Linked DNA regions of Homo sapiens: region 2 is linked to region 1. The links are chromatin contacts, found by Hi-C in ENCODE. All regions are on one chromosome and are shown on one strand. Each heading gives the region's core, a stretch centred on a gene start or an enhancer-like site at or near the end of the contact. The rest is flanking DNA. Distances are from core to core; before and after follow the strand shown. Region 1 has its middle 200 kb from the start of VCX3A. Region 2 has its middle 35 kb from the start of MSL3.

Region 1 (2,848 bases), core at 255-2,754:
AAGGTTCTCAAATTTTAGGATGCAGGAGAGGGGTATCGTAGGATATTGAGAAGTATCCCTGGTCTCTGCCCAAAAATGCCAGCAGCACCACCCACCCCATTTCCTGTTTCCAGGTTGGGAGGTTGGCACAACTTTGTCTCCTATTTTAAAAGGATTACTCCATCAACTGGGTTTAGAATAACCTTGAGGGCTTTGTGCTGTCGATGCGAGCACTGAAGCAAAAAATACAAATAGTATTACTATTATCCTGAAAGACCCAATGGTAGCAGTTTCTAGAAGGTCATGATGAGATTAATGAGAAGAGGTCATATTCTGGATATGTTTTTAAAGTTCAACAGGCAGGACTTAATGAACTGGATATGAAAAAAAAGGAGTAGATGAAGATGCCATCATGGCACCCTAGAAAACCTTGGACAATGCTAGCAGATGCAGGTGCAGGCAGTGCTTGATGCAACTCTTGGTTTCTCATATCCCAGGGGGTGTGGTTGGTCCCCCAGTCCACATCATCTAATTTAGTCCATGTACAAGAGTTCTTAGACACTCAGAAACACACACAGTTTCTAGAACTGAGGACAATTCTACAGCTTACAAAACCATCATGGATGATGGGCAACAATGTAATGGAATCTGTTGGTGCCATGCGTGTCGATTTCTGAGAAGTGTTGTGAAGCTTTATTGGAACTCTGGTCATTATTGTCTTCTTTTCTAGATGAGTAGTTCCCAACTCTGTCTGCACCTTAGAACCACCTGGGGAGGCTTAAAGAATCCTGTACCCCAGCTGAATCCCACACCAATGACTTCTAAGTCTCCAAGCGTGGAATCCAGGCATATGTATTTTTGAAAGTTACCCTTAGATTTTTCCTAAATGTTTTGAGCAACTGTCCATTTTCTCTTCATCTTTATCCCATAAACTAGTGATACTCTACAGGGATTATTCTTTCCCTAGGGACATTTGGCCATGTCTGGAGACATTTTGGGTTGCAATAACCCAGTTAGCATCTGTTGGGTAGAGACCAGGGATGTTACTCAGTACCCGACAATGCACAGCACAGCCCCTACCACAGAGAATGACTTCACCCTCAAATGTCAAAGTTGAGAAAACCTACCCCAAACCCTCAAATGTCAAAGTTGAGAATGAGAAAACCTGCCTCAAACCCAGGGAATTTGATTACTGCATTGATGGGTTCATTAATCATTGCCAGACATTTTTAAATGCCTTTCCTCTTTTTTTCGGTGCTTTTGAATTTAATTGACAAATTGAAGGTCGCATGGGAAGACAGCAAAGAAATAGAGGAAGAGAGAGATAGAGTACAAACACCTGCGTTGAGTCACCATTTCCTGCAGCCCTGAGTGCCTCTAGTAGCTAGTGAGGGGGACAATTAGCAGTTTTTGAGAGTGATGAGAACAACTATTTGCATGTTCTTTTCCTTCCTGAATTGTGTTTGTGAGAGCTAAGTTAATCATCTGATAGAGCCACATTCACACGCCAGGTGTTGCGGTTGAACACCAATGTCTGTTTCTTCAAGGTTTCGAAAATGGTTCACGGAAGGGCCTGCTTTTTGCTGAAATCGTGCACATGGATGATAGGAACACTTCCACTCTCAACAGTCACATGGCATCCCTTAGGAAGCTGCAGTGACCTAGAAGCCATCAAGGACAATTTCCTGAAAGGGGTTTGCTTTTCTGAGTAACCGCTTCCTGAGCTTGCTTCTCTGTTTGTGGGACCTTATTTTTCAGACTGGCTCAAATAGGTTATCAATTCGGAGTAACATTGCTCCTCTCCAGGGACATTTGGCCATGTCTGAGGACATTTTTGGTTGTCGCAACTGGAAATGGCAGAGTGTGTGTGTCGGGGGTGCTGCTAGCATTTGTTGGGCAGAGGCCAGAGATGCCACTTAACATCCTACAAAGTATAGGACTGCCCTCCACAATAATGGTCCAGCCCCTGATGTCAATAGTGTCAAGGCTGAGAAGCCCTAGAAAGAGAACAGTAGGATAAAGAAAAAATGAATGAACTTACAAATAATTTCCACTATGTGATTTAGATAGAGGCACAAATATTCCCTCTCTTCTCCAAATATTTCCTCCTTCATCTGTTGATCTTCAAGGGAGTTTTACTGTAAAACTTTGAGCTTGTCTTCATGTTCCAAGAGGGATGGAACCTGAGCTAAAATTTAATACCTGGCTATTTTTGGAGTAGTATTTTAGTTTCTAGAACCTGGGAATAGGCAGTGCCCAACTGATGCTCTTCTCATTTATTTATTAGCCTACTAAGATTTTGTGAATGGTTACAGTAAAGACAATGGTCAAATTTTATTTATCGCAGAATGTCTCTGTCATGTTTGATCATAGACACCTTTAGCAGGGTAATTTTTACTATTCCCTATTCCTTTAGGGTGATCAACTCATCCTGGTTTGCCCAATACTGTCACAATTTCAGGAGTGAAAGTCCTATATCCTGGCAACTTTCCGTATTGTGGGGTGGGTGGTCACCCTGCATTCCATGGAATTGGTTTTCCAAGTAATAATTTTTGTGAAATGCAGCACTGGTGTTTGTTATTTTATTTTATTTATCTGGTATTTTATTTGGTATTTGGTATTTTCCCAAAGGATAACTTGGTAATTAGCATTCTCCCATTGGGAAAATAATTGATCAAAAATCTGTTGTCATGGAATAGACACTTCTTTGTACACATGGTTGGACCTTTAACTAGGGAGACAAAAGATTATATTTTTAACAATTAAGGATACCTATTTTATAGAGTTGTTTCTGAATTATTCCAGATTTTTCACTTCAATATTAAATTTATTTTTATCAGATTTTATAAAGCTCAAGGACCATTAGAGA
Region 2 (2,848 bases), core at 159-2,658, 5.1 Mb after region 1:
AAACTTAATATAAATTCCTTTAATTTTCTCCAGGAAAATCAGATATTGAAATTTTACATATGTTATTTATTGTGCCATAGTGATAGTGAGGGTAAATAATGAAATGTCTAGTGTATTAGTCAGCAGATATTTTCTGTCAAGGGCCAGGTAGTAAATATTTTAGGCTTTGTGGGCCATAAAGTCTCTGTTGCAACCACTCAACCTCTGCCATTGTAGTGTAATAGCAGCCAGAGGTAATACATAAATGAATGGGCGTGGCTATGTTCTAATATAACTTTATTTACAAAAACAAACAAAAAAACAACAGAAAAACAGGTGGCAGGCAGGATTTGTCCTGTGGATTTTATTTTTCTGACCTCTGGTCTAAATAAATAGTGTTTTTCCTGCATTCTAAATAGATTTAAAATGAATTATGAGGCCAGGAGCAGTGGCTGATACCTGTAATCCCAACACTTTGGGAGGCCAAGGTAGGTGGATCGCCTGGGCAACATGGAGAGACCCTGTCTCTACAAAAAAAAATCCAAAAATTAGCCAGTTATGGTGATGCACGCCTGTGGTCCCAGCTGCTTGGAAGGCTGAGGTGGGAGGATTGCTTGAGCCTGGGAGGCAGAGGTTGCAGTGAGCTGAGATTGTGCCACTGTACTCCAGCCTGGGTGACAGAGTGAGACCCTGTCTCAAAAAATAAAAATAAAAAATAAAGTAAAATGAATTATGTAGGAATGAAATCTCTGATTCTAATAATACCCACATAAAGTATCTGAAACTAACTGAAGTTAATACAAAAATGATCACATAGTGAGCTTGTATTTGTTATTTTCGTATCATCTGCATCATCCCCTACTAATAGCATCAAGCACCATGTATTGAATCTGTTTATTACTTGAGGGTACACATGGAGGCACAACATTTTTCCTTACTTAATTACCATTGCTTTTTAGATTCCATAAAATCATTTAATGTCCTGGGAAAAAGGATATTTGATAACGTGAAATGCTATTTGGTAAGCAAAAGACAAACAGTGGGATAGTTGCTATTTGCAGAACACATTTACTAGCTTTATGTTCCCATGACACCAAATATTTGAGTTCTTGGGTTCTGAATAATGAATCAAAAGGAAAGTTATGACTTCAAAACCCTCTTGACCACTTTTTAGTAGTTAGTACTTTTTTTAACTTCTGCACTTTTCAGCAAACTCTTAACATCTCTTATTTCATTGGTGATACTTTGGTGCTTTATGAGGTCACATTTTATTTTTTCCTTGCAAATGAGACACCAGCATAGAAATACTTCTCATCTTGCTGCCCTCTGGGCTTTGTTTTTCTCTAATGTTGAATGACAGATACTAACAGTCTGTAAGAGCTAGTGTGAAAATGCTGCCTTTTGTGGTTGTGTCGTCATATTTTCCAGCCTGCCACCCGGGCCAGGCTGTCACCACGCACCTGCAGAGTGAAGGAGTTTCAGGCACGGTTCCAGGCCTCTGCTTCCTGAGATGGTGCAGCAGAGGTTTGGAGGGAGGTGCGTGGCCCAGTGTGCTCCCCGGGGGAAATTGTGAGAAAAACCCACGTCTCTCTGGAGAGTTGCTTTTACAAAGTACCTATTTGGTAAGTGTGAAGGGACTTGATTAACTTCTCTTGTGTATCCTTGTCCATATAGCTCATGTGTTAAAATAGCTCTGGGCATTCAGTGTTCATTGCTTCACACAGACAACATGTGAACTGCTTTAGACTGAAAATTTATACATCACTAGAATAGCAGTTGTTGCCTGAGCTCCTCCTACTCCTGCCATAGAAGTTATCTCAGCTCCTCTGCCTGACATGAGTCTGTTGAGGCTCAGAAAGCAATACCCCAAGACTCATGCTTTGACATGCAGAGAGGCGTCAGAATCAAGGTCCCTCTTACCTTGTCTTGTCTCCCCCTGCCTCCCTCTTGTCCCCCAAGCTCTGGGAGGGACTGTCTCTGGAATTTCCTTATCTCACTAAGAAAGCATCTTTCCAAAAGAAATGTAATTGTCTTAAACCGCCTCCCTAGGGATCTCATCAAATATCTAGGAAAGATCAACCATCTATGAAGATAAAAAACTGGGAGTTAGCACCAGACCCAGACAGACTTTTCATCTATTCTTCTGAGGGCAGCTCAGAAAGATGACCTGGAAGACTCCATCTGCATAATAAGACAACCTTTCTTCCTGTGCACCTCCACCTCTCACCTTTCTTAGTGTCTGTTTCTCACCTCCACCGTCCATTTATTCTCCCTAATGGTTTACTGCCCCCGAAAATAATTGTCTAAATTCCCCGATGATATGTAATCATGTTTCTTGATCCCAAATGTCTCAAAATGGTGTCACTTATGACAAATGGCTCAGCCTACAGTGAAATTGCTGACCCCTCAGAGTGATAAGCATATGTATAGAAGATGTCACCTGCTGTGGCCAGGCACTGCTGAGACCTGACAAGCGAGTGAAGCCAAAAGGTGGCTGAGATCATGGCCATGGAGGGCCATAAAAACCACAAAGAAACTGACCACGGTCAAGATGCCAGCAGAAGCTCTGCACGTGGCAACTCTGAGGCCTCTGTTCCATCGGCAGGGGCTGTAGGAAGGTCTGCTGGGAGAAGAGCAGTGACAGTGACACCCGCTCCAACCCCGACCTAGGAAAAAATAACAGGACCTGCTGGATTGTCAGTCAGCATGCTGGCCTCCTAAGATAATCAAGCTGTGACCCTCCTCTCTCTCTTACTAGTGCCCTTGTGTGTTGAATATATTTGCATGATTGTAGGCATGTGAAAGCCTCACAATAAACCATGGATTCATCAGCATTTAATTGGCCACCTACTCAGTGTGAAGCCTCCTG

Evidence for each region. A loop is a pair of places that touch in the nucleus more often than their neighbours do. Pooled maps may share reads with other maps.
Region 2: a loop to region 1 is called in a map with no recorded cell type, with 25 times the contacts of the local background. The contact joins two enhancer-like sites. A Hi-C loop is called at or near these places in 2 of 37 single-sample maps with no recorded cell type and 1 of 50 pooled maps.

What each region holds. Positions count from the first base shown.
Region 1 is chrX:6,737,672-6,740,519 of GRCh38, forward strand. It overlaps a transcript of PUDP not described here. Among named protein-coding and RNA genes, the nearest start is that of VCX3A, 200 kb to the left of the region's middle. Within about 2 kb of position 1,505, at least 4 of the 41 ENCODE cell types and tissues checked have a DNase peak (open chromatin) inside an H3K27ac peak, as active enhancers do.
Region 2 is chrX:11,791,568-11,794,415 of GRCh38, forward strand. No RefSeq gene overlaps it. Among named protein-coding and RNA genes, the nearest start is that of MSL3, 35 kb to the left of the region's middle. Within about 2 kb of position 1,409, at least 5 of the 41 ENCODE cell types and tissues checked have a DNase peak (open chromatin) inside an H3K27ac peak, as active enhancers do.